Regions from separate parts of the Homo sapiens genome. Here region 1 is linked to region 2. A link is a loop called in an ENCODE intact Hi-C map of the cell type or tissue named here. Cell type or tissue: Panc1. All regions are shown on one strand.

Evidence for each region. A loop is a pair of places that touch in the nucleus more often than their neighbours do. Peaks named below come from ENCODE experiments on the same cell type or tissue, not always from the same donor. Only the 100,000 strongest peaks of a DNase experiment are listed, where the experiment ranks them.
Region 1: it touches region 2 in a loop (4-fold over the local background); 5 of 110 quality-filtered maps call a loop at or near these places.

The regions. Positions count from the first base shown.
Region 1 is chr3:45,021,183-45,029,182 of GRCh38, reverse strand. It overlaps CLEC3B (C-type lectin domain family 3 member B), which reads right to left and starts at 2,880. Exons shown (of 3, transcript NM_003278.3): 1 at 2,712-2,880. The coding sequence starts at 2,820. RefSeq lists enhancers at 1,499-1,998, 1,999-2,500. In Panc1, no CTCF peak of the experiment used is centred here; no DNase peak of the experiment used is centred here.
Region 2 is chr3:45,320,069-45,328,068 of GRCh38, reverse strand. The region is part of intron 2 of LOC105377061 (a long non-coding RNA gene); the gene reads right to left. It overlaps LOC105377062 (a long non-coding RNA gene), which reads left to right. Exons shown (of 3, transcript XR_940798.2): 3 at 1-236. Among named protein-coding and RNA genes, the nearest start is that of LARS2, 65 kb to the left of the region's middle. RefSeq lists an enhancer at 5,570-6,070. In Panc1, no CTCF peak of the experiment used is centred here; no DNase peak of the experiment used is centred here; H3K27me3 peaks cover 270 bases.

The sequences.
Region 1 (8,000 bases), 300 kb after region 2:
AAGGTACAGGAAGCTACTCTCATTAGCTCCACCTGAGGAAGCTGTGGGAGTAGGTGTCTCTACGGCCCTGGGCAGAGTCAGGAGGCCTTTGTGCTGGCCCACTCTCTGAGCCTCAGGTTCCTTCTGCGTGATGTTAGAATGGATGCCCTCCAGGTTCCCCCAGTTCCCTGTTCTAAAGGCCTGTGACTCCTATGAGGCCATCCTTCCCTCCGGAGCTTCCCTGCCAGGTGTGACCATGTGGCCCCAAGAACAGATGAGCTCCCAGAAGTACTCTAGGCTCCCCGCTTCTCACCCACCCTGAGGGCCAGGACAAGGACTTAGCATATGCTGGCATTCCCTTCCTTTGCCAGTCCTGCCACTTGCTCTCCCCCTCTTGGCCCTGGCACCAACTGGTCTCCTCTGGCATGACCGTCCCTTCTTTGGACTTTCTCCCGTACTTTTGGGCACCAGCCCTGCAACTAGATTGCCCCTGAGATTCTCATTCCTGGCTGCTCCTAGGAATCCCTGAAGACCTGTGGAAAAGGCAGATGCTAAACTCACCAAGATCCCTAAACCAGCATTTCCAGGGGTGGGGCCCAAGCACCTGAATTCTTAACTTTTATTTTATTTATTGATTTATTTTTGAGACGGAGTCTCACTTACTCTGTCACCCAGGCTGGAGTGCAGTGGTGCAATCTCGGCCCATTGCAACCTCCACCTCCCAGGTTCAAGCAATTCTCCTGCCTCAGCCTCCTGAGTAGCTGGGACTACACGTGTACACCATCACACTCAGCTAATTTTTGTATTTTTAGTAGAGACAGGGTTTCACCATGTTGGCCAGACTTGTCTTGAACTCCTGGCCTCAAGCGATCCTCCCACCTTGGCCTCCTAAAGTGCTGAGATTACAGGCTTGAGCCACCACGCCTGGCCAAGGCACCTGGATTCTAATGTATCTCCCAGATGATGTTGATGCCTGAGTGAGAACCACCATGGTTCATGTCTTAAGAGCAGAGACGGTGTTTCTCTGCTGTGTGTCCAGCATATAGACTGGTGCCTACGTGGAGAAAGAGCTCTATAAGTGCCTGCCATGTTGGTGGGCGGGAGACTGCCATGGGTTTCAGCGAGAGGCAGGGCCTGGGTGGCTGTTCTGTTGGCCTGTAGCCCTGGAACTCCAGGGGCCCCTTCTATGGAGACCACATAGGGCCAGGGTTCAAGTGTGACAGCTGGAGAGAACCAAGGCATCACGTGCTCTGACCCTTTTTTTTTTAACATGAGTTTAAAAAGATTTACATAATTATATTAATACTGAATCTTTGGTAAACTTGAGAAGCTGGCGATGGTTTTCCACATTCAAAAATTCTATGATTTGCCTTTGGAGCTGCATCTTTTACAAAGGCTCTCCCTTGGTGGCGATTTTGGCTAATGCTCATAGACGTAACTATGCACGGTATTGTCTTCTCTTTTTAAATGAACATTTTGTGGAAGGTAATATACACACATAATTTTTTAAAATCCAAACAGTTCAAAAAGCTGGTTTCTTTCCCAGTTGAGACTGCGCCCAGCCCCTGGTTTTTCTTCCCAGAGGTAATCACTGTTACTCACTCTTGTGGATCCTTCCAGAAAGAACTTATGCACATACAAGTAAAAATGTATTATTATATAAATCCCTTTTTCAAAGCAAATGTCAGCATCATACTCATTCTCTTTTGAATGTTTCTTTTTTCACTTTGTAAACTGAATCTTGAAGATGATTTTTTTATCAGCAGCCAGATTTGCCCCATTCTTTGTCACAGTGTTGTGAGGCCCCATGGCCCCGATGTCCCTTTATGCACTGCACTAGTTCCTGGCCAGTGGGCAACTGTCCATTTATGAAGAGCCCCGGGAGGGCCTAAGGGAGGCCCCCACAGCCCCTTCTTTCCTTTTCTGTGCCCTTGGTCCTAGCTGCTTGTTTCTCTGCCTCAGTCCCCACCCTCATCCCCTTGGACTCTCTTCTAGCCTCTGCTCCCTGGGGGGGTGACAGCCCCGTCCATTGCCATGACATTCCACTGATGTTGTCTCAACACAGCCTGGGGTGACCTCACTGCAGGCGGGGCTGCAAGGGCAAGTCTTGCTGTAGCCAAAGCAACCGAGGGACACCCCAATCCCCAGAGGCTACAAAGCAGAGCAAAGCTGCTTCTGGTGGACTAGTCTGAGTTACATTTATTTCCTGAAGGCTGTGATATGCTACAGAAATGAGAATTCATTTCTTCTTCTTTTTCTTTTCCCTGTGCATCAAGCAACAAGTGAGGTGCCTTTATATATTTTGTATCATAAAATCTTCATGAGAAGTCTTTGAACAAATACCACTGTCCCCATTTTACAGTTGAGAAAACAGGTTGGAAGACTCCAAAGCCCAGCCTGTGCAGCTCTCCCTGGTAAGGGCTGAGCGCTGCCAGACTCCCAGGCCAAAGGTTTGGTTTCTTTAAAATATTGGGGATGAGGGGAGGAGAGAAGAGCAAAGATCAGTTTGGATGATCTGGAAGGTTCTTCCCAACTCTAAGGGTCAGGGATTCTTATGATTCTGACAACCAACTCTGCTATGAGAGAACTCCCCCAAGCCCCAAAGCCCACTTTACTCAAGTTCCCTAGATGACTCAAAAGGAGGAAAATGAAGGAAAGGAGCATGAGGACACACTAAGGAGAGGGGGACCTGCTCCCTGGAAGATGGCACAGGGCTCTGTCCCCCTCCTTACCTTTCTTGGCATTTACAATCTTCTTGGGCTTCTGGGTTGGTGGCTCGGTGGTGACCTGGGTCAGGAGGGAGAAGAGGCAGAGGAGGAGGTAGGCCCCCCAGAGCTCCATGCTGCTGCGCGGGCGGGGGCTGCTGCTGCCTGCAGCGGGTCTGGGTCCGAACGCAGTGACAGCCACGGCCCAGGCTGCACGTCTTAAGGCAGCAGCCAAAGGACCTCTGTCCAGGAAACCCTCCCCAACTTGGCTGCAGGCGTGCCAAAAAAATAAAACAAACACACAAGCCTGCAGAAGGATGAAGTCCTGAGGGCCACAGAGCCTCTCTGCCAGGGAACACCCACGCAGCATCCTGGCCCTGCCTTCTAGAAAGAAGCCCTTATTTCCTAGGATTCTGAGAAACACACGGTGGTTGTCATCACATCTGCGGAGCAGCTACCTTGGGTAGGGGCTGAGGCTGGCTGTTCACTAACATTAACTCACAGAAGCTTCACACCCAAACCACGAGGGAAGCACTGTCCTTTCCCCATTTTACCATTGAGGAAATTGAGGCTCGGTGAGGTTAGGGAATTTGCCCAGGCTACCCAGCTGTCACGGGGTAGCAATGCCCCCTTATAGGGTGATCTGGGGCTGGCTGTCTGATTGGTTTAGAATATTTGTTATGATTATTTTGTGGCTCTGTCTCCATGTACTTGATGCATTTTTTGGTTAAAAAATCCAAGGGATTCCTTCCCTTCTTGTCTTCCCTTTCTCCTGAGTCCTGTCCTAAAGCCACAAAGTGGGGCATAGCAAAGGTGGCGGAGGGAGAAGCCATCGTGCCCCAGAGGTACCAGAGAGGATGTGGGGAGAATGTGCCCTCAAGGGGTGGACTGGTGTGGGGTGTGGGAGCCCAGCAGGGTGGAGGGAGCATCCTGGGGAAAGCAAAGGCCCTGCCTGGAGTGCTGGAGTCCAAGTGAGGCAAGGAGGGGATCCATGTGGGAGAGAGGCTGGTGGCAGAGACGGGAGATTGGTTACACACAGGGATACTGATCAAATAAATCTACTGAAGACAGTGGGAGTTAGGTTTCCTATTGTCAGAGAAGGAAGTTATGTATATGGAGAGAAAACTGGAATGAATCCTGTTGTGTGGGATTAAAATCGGAATGATCAGTGTACCCTTGTGGCCTTGAATACATAAAGATAAGTCCATATATATAGATGGAAATGTGTGTGTGTCTAGTCCCCACAGTCACTGGGGGGCCTGGAGCAGCCAGCCCCGCATAGCCTGGAGCACTCCTAGCACCTGAATACTGGCTTCTGAATATGACTTTCCACTAAAGGAACCAGAGCACCTTGCAGAAACGGCTGATTCTAGCACTGGGAAGTAGGAGTGGGGTGCAGAAAATGAGCCCGGAACTTGTTGTTTTGCCAGAAAACAAGGAAGTGCTTAATGAATAATGGGAACACGTCAGTAGGACACAGAGCCAGCTTGAAGGAGCCTTCAGTGGTCAGAATCAGGGACAATTTGAGCACCAACATAGTGACAGTAACAGATGGGAAACCACCAGTGCACACAGATATAAGTAAGTAAGGGAACGCATTGAAAGTCTGATGTTCTTCAATGGGATGTTTACATAGCCTCAAAGTATCTGCCCACAAAACACTTATCCATTCCAGAGAGAAAAAGAGCAACTTCATGGTGAAGAAGGCTGGCAGACATCACCTCATCTGTGACCAAAGTAAACATCAACAGGGCCAATAAAAAGCTTGCAGCACCTGGGGGGCTGCAGTGAGAATGTGGCATCACTCCATAGGACTCCGGCCAGAGAGACATCAGACAATCCCAAATGGAGGAGCATTCTGCAAAATGACTGCCAGTAATTTTCAAAGCTCCTGGCTGAGGAAGTGTTTCAGGCTGAAGGAGACTGAAGACACAGAACTAAATGCAATATGTGATTCTGGACTGGACCCTCCATTCTCAAGGATGCAGTTGGGACAACCAGAGAAATCTGATGGGGTCTGAGGAGCACACGGCAGTGATGTGTTGTCACATGCTGCATCATGACAGTTCAGTCAACAACAGGCCACATATGTGATATGCTTCCATAAGATTATAATGGGGCAGAAAAATTCCTAACACCTAGTGATGTCACAAAGGGTTGTAAAGTCATAGTGCAACTCATTATTCCCAAGTTTGTGGTGATGCTGGTGTAAACAAATTTACTGCCAGTCATATCGAAGTAGAGCATATAAGGTCATGTTAGCACATAATACTTGATTTTGTTAGTCCGTTTTCACACTACTCTAAAGAACTGCCCAAGACTGGGTAATTTAGAAAGGAAAGAGGTTTAATTGATTTACAGTTCCACACGGCTGGGGAGGCCTCAGGAAATTTACAATTGTGGCAGAAGGTGAAGGGGAAACAAACACCTTCTTCGCAAGGAGGCAGGAGGTACAATGAATGCAGGAGGAACTGCCAAACACTTATAAAACCATAAGATCTCATGAGAACTCACTATCACAAGGACAGCATGGGGGAAACCACCCCCATCGTTCAATGACCTCCACCTGGTCTCTCCCTTGACACATGGGCATTATGAGGATTACAATTCAAGATAAGAATTTGGGTGAGAACATAGTCAAACCATATCATTCTGCCCCACATGATTGTGCTTTGAAATGTGAGAGCATGAGATTTGGGAGGGGCCGGGGTGGAATGATATGGCTTGGCTGTGTCCCCACCCAAAATCTCACCTTGAATTGTAATCCTCATAATCCCCATGTGTCATGGGAAAGACCAGGTGGAGGTCATTGAACCATGGGGGCAAGTTTCTCCCATGCTGTTCTCGTGATAGTGAGTCTCATGAGATCTGATGGTTTTATAAGCATCTGGCATTTCCCCTGCTTGTACTCACTCTGTCCTGCTGCCATGTGAAGAAGGTGTCTGCTTCTCCTTTGCCTTCCACCATGATTATTAGTTTCCTGAGGCCTCCCCAGCCATGCAGAACTGTGAGTCAATTAAACCTCTTTCCTTTCTAAATTACCCATTCTTGGGCAGTTCTTTATAGCAGTGCGAGAATGAACTAATACGATGATAATAAATGACCGTGTCACTGGTTTATGTATTTACTGTGCTATACTTTTTATCATTATTTTAGAGTGTACTCTTTCTACTTTTTTTTTAAAAAAGTTAACTGTGAAACAGCCTAAGGTGGGTCCATCAGGAGGTTTTCCAGAAGAAGGCACTGTTATCATAGGATATGATAGCTCCATGTGTGTGACTGTCCCTGAAGACCTCCCACTGAGACAAGAGGTGGAGGTGGAAGACAGTGACACTGATAATCCTGACCCTGTGTAGGCATGGGCTAATGTGCGTTTGTGTCTTAGTTTTTAACAAAAAGTTTAAAAAGTAAAAAAGTAATAATAACTAGAAAAAGCCTATAGAATAAGGATATAGAGAAAATAATTTTGTACAACTGTTCAATGTGTTTGTGTTTTAAGCTAAATGTTATAAAAGTAAAAAAGTTAAATGAGTTCAAAAGTTTACAAAGTAAAAAAAGTTATGGTAAGCTCAGGTTAATTTATTATTAAAAAAGAAAACCATTTTTTAAAAAAATGTAATGCAGCTTATGTGTGCAGTGTTTTATAGAGTCCAGAGTAGTGTACAGTAATGTCCACGTTCACTCACCACTCACTGACTCACTCAGAGCAACTTCCAGTCCTGCAAGCTCCATTCATGGTAAGTGCCCTATACCAGTGTATCATTTTCTTTATCTTTTATATCAGGAGTCCCCAACCTCCAGGCTATGGACCAGTACTGGTCCACAGTACTGGTCCGTGGCCTGTTAGCAACTAGGCCCATCAGCAGGAGGTGAGTGGTGGGTAGGCGAGCATTACCACCTGAGCTCCGCCTCCTGTCAGGTCAGCAGCAGCATTACATTCTCATGGGAGCACAAGCCCTATTGTGAACTGTGCATGAGAAGGTCTAGGTTGCACACTCCTTATGAGAATCTAACGCCCAATGATCTGAGGTGGAACAGTTTCATCCTGAAACCATCACCCCAACCCCGCATCCGTGGGAAAATTGTCTTCCATGAAACCAGTCCCTGGTGCCAAAAAGGTTGGGGACTGCTGTTTTATACCATATTTTTACTCCACTTTTTCTATGTTGAGATACACAAATACTTACCATTATGTTACAACTGCCTACAGTATTCAGTGCAGTCACGTGCTGTACAGGTTTGTAGCCTAGGAGCAACATACCATACCTGAGAGCCTAGGTGTGTAGTAGGCTATGCCACCTAGGTTTGTGTAAGTACACTCTGTCATGGTAGCACAACGATGAACTCGCCTGACAATGCATTTCTCAGAACGTATTCCCATTGTTAAGCAACGCATGACGGTATCCCTGTTATGGTCCTACTTGATGGTGTGCTGTGATTATGTAGGAGAGTGTCTTTGTCTGTAGGAAACACACATACTGAAGTATTAGACAGCGATATGGTACTGTGTTGACAACTTACATAGTTCAGGGGGAGAATGTTCTTTGTACTGTCGTTGCAAATTTTCTGAGTTTGAGATTCTTCCAAAAGAAAATACAATACTATGTACTTCAGGCTTTTCCCTGCCTTCTAGGGACCCCACCTTCCCCTGTCTGACTTAGGGAGGGATCTCTTATGTAGTAGGCCAGGGAAGCAGGAGGCCAGCTGGGCTGGCCCAGTGCACAGTAGTCCTGCCAAGGGTGGGGGCCCTGAGCACGGAGCAGAGCATTTGCACGGCCCCTCAACGACACTGGGCTCCACCTCTCACATTCTCAGAGTGGGAAGGGTTTTATATTCACAGCTGGGCCCTCGGGAGACAATTTGGAGCCTGATGATTACATAACCTAAAAGGGGCCTTGTTCCTGGAACTCTGGGTGGGTAGCAGATGGTAAAAGAAAATTAATATTTTTGTTAACTGCTTTGCTTTCTTGGTTTTCTCACCTTGGCCCAACTCTATCTTGGCCCTTCAGTGGTAGGAAAATGAACGAAGTATGCTTTCTAAACATGAGGCAACCAGAGGCCCCATGTTTTCCAGGGCTGGCTGATGGTTGAAGCTATGGGGACTGTGGTGGCGTCTCACAGGGCACCGAATGCAGCCAGGGCAGGGCAGAAGGAAGGTGGCCCTCAGGCTGAGGAAGGGACACAGAGGGTGTGGCCAGCTGAGGGGAGGAAGGAATGAGCACAGGGCTCCAGGTGGAAAACACACAAGCAGAGTCTTGGAGCCAAGCAAAAGCACCTTGCATTCCAGATCCCGAGCCAATGAGGACAGGGTGGGGA
Region 2 (8,000 bases):
GCCATACTTAGGATTCGGATCACAAATTTTTTTTTCATTTTAACATGCACAGTAGATCAGACATAGCTTTGTTGTGGTCAGCACAACCTGGATAGAAACATATTTTGAGTTTTTCTCTTATTAAATCTGTCTCTTTAAGTGTGATAAAGCAGTTGAGATAGAAATCAGATATTTACTCCTCAGACTGGAGTAAAATTTTCATAGAGAAATTTAGCTGACAAATATTAAGCATTATGCAATTCAATAATAAAACAATCTAACACAAAAAAATAGCAAAAATATTGAGCATTTTGCCAATGAAGATATACAAATTACCAATAAACACTTGAAAAGATGCTCAGCATCACTGGGGAAATGCCAAGTAAAACCACAATGATACACCACAACACAGCGATGAGAATAGCTAAAACAAATAAACAAAATAAACAGAGAATGCCAAGGGCTGATAAGGATGTGGAGCAGCCAGATCTCTCATACATCGCCAGGCAAAATGCAGAGCGGTGCAGCCATTCTGGAAAACAATGTGGCAGGATCTTTTAAAGTTAAACCTAAACTTACTATAAGACCCATACATTCCACTTCTAGATATTTGCCTAATAGGAATGAAAACATATGTTCATGCAAAGATGTGTACATGAATGTTCATAGTGGTTTTATTCAGATCCACCTGGGAGCAACCCAAATGTCCATTAATGTGAATGGAAAAACAGACTGTAGAATGTGCATGCAGTGAAATACCACTTGTCAATAAAAAGGAACAAAATAGCAATGCATGGAACAACACAGAAGAATCAAAAAGCATTATGTTAAAGAAGTCAAAAGATCATGTATTATGTGAGTGCACTTATGTGCGATTCTAGAAAAGGCAAAGCTATAAGGACAGAAGGCAGATCAGTGGCTGCCTGAGGACAGAAGCAACTGCACAGGGACACAAGGAAGTGGTTAGGATGAGCGGATTGTTCTCGTCTGGATTGCGTTGGTGGGTGGGTTGCTGAATCCTATTCCTAGAAGTTGCATTTATCCTGCGAGGGCCCAGAAAGAGGAGAGCATCTTGCCACTATGGGGCCCGGAGAAAGAAAAAATAGAGAATGGATGATTGGTATCATTTTCTATGTTTTCCTCTTTGCCCACAGCAGATTTCTAACAGGGCTGTTTTCTTTTTTAAATGCTGAAATGATTTAAACCATACAGGTGGTGGGGAAGAGCTACATCAGGTTGTTGTAAACTGCTCGAGCTAGCCTAGAGCCTTCTCTGAAGCCCCTTCCACCTACAGCTTCTCTGCCTCAAATCCGATTTCCTGTTCCTGGTGTCCAGGGCAGCATGGTGGCCCTTCCACTCCCAGGCCGCTTTCAGATTCCCTCCAGCTCTCTTCTTTTTCCTCTCTCTCTCTCCCTCTCCAAGCTGAATTGCTACATTTTAAAGTTAATCTATGACAAGATGAGCTGAATGTGACTTAGGATGTGGAAAAATGAAAATCCTGGAACAGTTGAAGGGAGCAGGGGGAGTCCCTGGGCTTCCCTCTGCAGCCTGTGCATGGGGACCCAAGCCATCAGGGTCTGCGCATCTGTGTCCACAGTGGCCTGAGATCAGTAATGTTTGGGTTTCTTGCTCCTCTCTTGGCACTCATGTGTCTACTGCAGCCTTTTAGAGAAATAGGGTGAGTAATTCATCCCAGCGCCTTCTCTGTGCCAGACACTGCTCCAGGTGCTGGGCACTCTAAGACCACTGAAGGAAGTCTCCCCTTTCTGGGCATTCACCGTCTGGTTGGAGGAGGGAGACCAGCCAGTGGTGACTGCAACATGGAAAACACAGAAGGAAGATTTAGAGAAGCCACTCTGGGAACATAAAGGACAAAAGCTCTTTCTGCATGCTGATTTTTTTTTTTTAATAGGAAATTGCTTTCTATCTACTTCCTATTACAGATGTCTTTTAAAAAATCAGCCTCATGGGGCACCAAATAATTAGCCTGCAGGAGATGTTCTCATGCCCAGGGCCAGCCTGGGCCAGGCTTTCTTTGAAGGTAGGCACCTTCCTCTGTGCTGTAGCTCAGCCGAGGGAAAATCAAGGGGCAAATCCAAGTGGGGCTGGATCCACGAGGAGCGGCTGGGGAGAGGGGAATGAAGTAAGTGGGAGGTGGGGAGGCAGGGTCAGGAGGAGCTTTGAGCTTCAACTTGGTGGTTGATCACAGGGTCCCTGTGGCCACAGGAGGGGGCATGACCCCGGGCTTTCCTGGGATCACCTGGGGGTAGACCTCTGCAAGGGCAGTGTGCACCCAGCCTGTGCTGGGCATCTCCCATGTGCCAGGCAGCATGCCAAGGGCTTCCTCTGTGCCTTGCCCCAGAGTTCTCTCAACAGGTAGATCCAAGATTACTTTTTATTTTCCAAGATATATGACACAGGATTACTCTTCTTAATATAGATAAAGGACTCTTTGCGTCCACAGAAAAAAATATAGATTAGATGACAAAGAAACACATCTAATGAACATATGGAAGTATGCTCAGTTTCCTTAAATAGGTACAAAAGCTCAAATTAGATATCTTTTTTTTTTTACCTTTCAAAATTTTTTTAAAGAAAGTTCTGGCTTGGTGAAGTTTTGGCAAAATGAGAAGGCTCATACATGGCTGGTGGATGTATAAATTAATATAAGCATGGCAGGATGGCAGGATTACAGGCTACCTTCATTTTTTTTTCTCTAAGTTTTTCTACAATGAACTTGGTATTATTATCACAGAAAAAGATTATTTTAAAAATCTATGTTCTTGCCCAAAAATGAATCTAATCAAGACTTGAGCCCTAACTTCCACTTTGCATAAGAGAGAAACAAGTTAAATAACACCATGAGGACACAATCTGACAAAATCCAGAAGGTGGAATATTCAATAAAGAAATTGATCATCTTCTCCAAAAGTCAACATCATAAGGGACAAAAAGGTTGAGGAACTATTTTAGACTAACACAGACTAAAGGTGCACAGGGACTGAACACAATGCCCAAACCTTGATGGGGTCCTGACTCAGAACCAAGTCTCAAAGACATTGTAGGGACAGATGAGGAAAGTTGAAGGTTGATTTGTGTCTTGGTTTTCTCTTGGCCACACTACAGATGTGCTGCTCGGTTCACAACTACCTGATCGGCAGAAGTTTCACCCCCAGAATCACCGTCTATATTAGATATACCCAGAGAAGCCATCACAATATGTTGCTAAACCTAGGAGGGATTATGCGCAACTTCAAAATAGCAAAATTTCCTTCTCCGTTTTACATAAAATACCTATCAGAAAACTCTCTAAAATCGGTCTAGGTCTACTAAACTTTCAGTAGGTACCCTATGATTAAATATTAATTTCTTGGCTTATTGGACGAGTAATTATTCCTGTGACTCCCATGTGGTAGAGCAACATGAGGCACAGAGGGTGGGTGGAGGAAGACAAAGGAGACTGCCTGGCACTGTGCCCCCATCTCCCCACAGGAACCCGACATCATCCAAGTCAATCCTGAGCCCCAGGGAGGTTGGGGGTTTCTATGTCTAATTAACAAAAGAAACTCTTGGTTGAGGGCCCAGAATTTCTATACAAGTAGCCAATTTTAGCTCACAAAATTTTGCTATTTGGTTCAAAAACCTCTGTTTGAGGGTGGAGGGACAAAAATATCTAACTTCTAATAATTGTCCCTAAGGTTTAGACAATGGCCTATAATTTACAGAATTATTACACAGACACATCACATTGAAGAGACTCCAAATGTAAGTGGGCAACTGTTCCTTTCAGGCTCAGACTGCTTCCTGGCTGGAGAGAATTTTCCCTGGTCTGCACTGTCCTCTCTGGTGCAGGATGCCAAAGAGTGGGGAGCCCATGAACCTGTGTGGTAGGTAAAGTAGGAACTGTTATCCCCATTTTACAGACTATATAAAGCAAAATTATGTTTATAGGTAATATATAAAATATATATGCATTGATATATTTTACATATACTGTGTATAACATATAAAATATAGGAGATGGAGGCCAGGTGCGGTGGCTCACGCCTGTAATGCCATTACTTTGGGAGGCCAAGGCGGGTGGATCACAAGGTCAAGAGATTGAGACCATCCTGGCTAACACGGTGAAACCCCATCTCTACTAAAAATACAAAAAATTAGCCGGGCATGGTGGCGGGTGCCTGTAGTCCCAGCTACTAGAGAGGCTGAGGCAGGAGAATGGCATGAACCTGGGAGGCGGAGCTTGCAGTGAGCGGAGATCGCGCCACTGCACTCCAGCCTGGGCGACAGAGCGAGACTCTGTCTCAAAAATATATATATGTGTGTGTGTGTGTGTGTGTGTGTGTGTGTGTGTGTGTGTGTATTATATGAGATGGACACTCAGAGAGGCTTCAACTGCCAACTCCCCACAAAATGCCACCTAAATAACCTGTGGAGCCGGCAGAGCTCAGCTGATTGCTTTCTTCAAGAGAGGCCACTGCCTCAGAACAGGCAGCTCAAGGGTGCCATATCTATGTGATTTGGGGGATATGGTTTAAGATGAGTCTTCATTGAGGTGCAGCTGACTGGCTGGGATTAGATGAAGTTCTTCACTCCCATCCTCCCAGTATAGAGTGCAGTGGTGTGATCATGGCTCACTGCAGCCTCCACCTTCCAGATTCAAGTGATTCTCCCACCTCAGCCTGGGACTTTAGGTGTGCACCACCATGCTTGGCTAATTTTTGTATTTTTTATAAAGATGGTGTCTCATCATTTTGCCCAGGCTGGTCTCAAACGCCTGGACTCAGGCAATCTATTCGCCTCAGCCTCCCAAAGTGCTGGGATTACAGGCATGAGCCACCACGCCCGGCCTGAAGTTACTGATATAAACTTTGAGGATTGGGAGACACAGAGTGGGGAAAGTTTGAATGAACCTTAAGAGTAAACGGTTGCTTGATAAGCCCAAATGAACAATGCATTGTTTGAGAAAGGGTCTTCTTACCCAAATGAAGTCTAGTTGAGTGATAAGTAAAAGTGCAGATAAATGGATTTTCAGAAAGTTAATAAAACAAATAATAAAGTTATTTATAACTTTTTCTTACTGGGCAGGAATTTCTTGCAGAGAATGGGGGGATAATTTTAATGTAGACAGTCTTATACTTAATCCCATTAAACGTGGGGCTGCAGGTGGCTTCCTTCTCAGCAGTAGGGCACAAGGTCCCTCCATGAGAAGCTGGGTGCGCTGGAACTTGACCTCAGTCTCCTGGATCCAGGCTCCTGCCCCTTCCCTCACACCACAATGCCAGTCTTCAACAGTGGTGCTGAGCTCACCCTGCTCAGGCTGCTACAAGACCCCTCTGATAGAGTTCAATCAGACTCTGCACTAGATGCCAACTCATGACCATGGTGGCTCCTCAATGGGTACTGGGGTAAAAACACAGGGCAGGGTCTCAGGAGAGGGCGCTATGGCCTTGGAGTGAGCGAGACCCAAGAATAATGTACCTGTCTGAAGAGTGTCCCCCCAAAATTCAGGTCTAATTGGATCTTATTTGGAGATAGGGTCTTTGTAGATAAAATTAGTTAGGATGAGGTCATACTGGATTAGGGTGGGCCCTAAATCCAATGACTAATGTCCTCCCAAGAAGGTCACATAAAGACACAGGAAAGAAGGCTCTGTGACATCATGACAGTGGCAGAGATTGGCTACAAACCAAGGAACACCCAACGATTTGGGGGCAACCACTAGAAGCCAGGAAGAGGCATGGAAGGATTCTCCCCTAGAGCCTTCAGAGGGAGCATGAGACACCTTGATTCAGACTTCTGGCCTCCAGAACCGCAAGAGAATACATGTCTGTGGTTTTAAGCCCCCAGCTGGTGGCACTTTGTTATAGTAACCATGGGAAACAAATGCGGATGCTGCCTGAGCAGATCTGCCAAGTGCAGCACACACCTGGGCTTGTTTCCCCTGAGCGGGAGCCCACAGCACCCTGGGTAGGATGGGCAGCCTCCCTAGGACTGCGGAGGGGCAGGGGCAACCTCACACAGACAGGGTGGGGTGTCCGGATCACAGCCTTTTCTGGCAGTCTGTCCACTCTGCCAACATTCAAGAAAGGACTCTTTAAAAAAAAATGTCTCCCAACAAAATCAATTCTGGAAAAGCTTCAAAACACAACACAGCTCCCCACTGTGCCTCTTAATTTTCCCCTCCAGAGGAGACAGTCTCGTACCTCATCAGTGCCTCAAAGGAAACAGAACAATCCAGTGCTGTGCTAGGGACAGCGCTCGTGGGCAGGCAGAGCTCACTGTCCTGCCTCCTGGCGGGTGGGCACAGTCACAGTCACAGGGCTTCTGTGAGGACAGGAGTCCTCAGAAACCTGGGACACTTCAGGTTCCCCAACAGGAGCTCTGCCGTTTTAGAGGCCTGCACTGAGCTCTGAGCTAACCCACCCACTTGTTACTGGGATCCAGAAGATTTCTCAGCCCAAAAGTGGCTTGATTGTTTTCTCTATGAGAAACAGGCTTTAATAATAATTAATTTGGCAAACTATAATCGGGGGTTCATGTGAGGATGCTGCAGTGACTCTTGTCGGAAATCAAGAGATGAAGGACACGAGGTCCCACCCCCAGGGCACCATCTATAAGAAATATTAATTAGACTTTGAATGCTTATATTTCCAAAGTGAATCCTTGCACATCCTCTCATCAACCCTCCCCATCGTGCTGATGAGAAGCCTGAGGCTCAAAGAGGCTGAGAGATTTGCCCTGTCTTAGCGTTCATGGGGACTCTCACCCACAGTGCGGGGAGCTGGAACCAGAGTTCCTTCCTCTGGGGACACGATATGTACACATGTTAGCAGGAAGTTAAGGAGGAATGGCAGGTGGCAGGAGGCAGTCCAAGCCCGCGGCCAGAGTTCCAAATTGATTCTTGGGTGAGAGAGAGAAGAGCCTATTGAAAATCCCCATAGCAACAAGACAGAAATCTGGGGGCACCCAGCCCCTGAAGTTTGGGGTGGTGTGGGCAGGGGTGGGAGAATGTAGAGCCTCAAATGTGGTCTTCTGACACAATCTCCAAAGACAGAACAGTGAAGGATTGAAAAGATGAACCACTCATCATTTAGAGTGGGGGTCTCAGTCTGTTATTACAGGCAACCTGGCGGGTGGGGAACTTTAATATCATGAGGCCAGGTCCCAGCCCCAGAGATTCTGACTTCACCATTCAGGGGTGGCCTGGGCATCGGGATTATCAGAACTCCCCGGGGACTTAGAGATCTCTCCGTGTTCATAATCCTATGTTGGTGTTTTTTTCTCCTCCTCCTTGTTTTCTAAAAATTTCACAAGGATCCCCAGAAGGTGTGAGCAGGGCAGGGGATTAACAGACCACACAGAGGCCTGCCTGGGTCTAGGTGAGGAGAGCAGGCCTAGAGGATACTGTGTATGTGTGTTTTTAAAATTAGGAACGGTTTACATGGAGTAAAATTGACCCTTTGAAGTTTACAGTTTTGTGAGTTTTGATTGATGCGTATAATCCTGCAACAATCCCACAATCAAGACATAGAACAGTTTCATCACCCAAGGGACGTTCCTGAATGGAGTTGCAGTGACGATTTAGGCTCCAAACCCGAATCCCCTAAATTCTCTGCCCAATCAAAGAAGTGTATCTGCAGTTCCTTCTCCTATTTCCGGGCCAGGCAACTTTCCTGATAGTTGGAAGCAATGATTTATCCAACAACCCATCTCAGCCTCGTTAGAGCCTGTGTTGAAAAAGCCAGGTTGCTAATGTCACTTTTCTTCCTTCTCCCGAGACCAATTTTCTGGACCTGAATAGCACCCACAGCCAACACCTTTTAAGATCACTAAAGCGACTTCCATGGGAGAAAAAAAAAATCACCCATTTCTCAAAGCAATCACAAGCGCTTTCCTCATGCAGCTGTTCCCAGCTCCTGAGAAATCATTTAATTGGTTTGGAGGTCACAGGATCCTCTTCCATGGTTTGGAGGTCACAGGATCCTCTTCCAATTAGGGTCTCATGCCAGCTGCCATCT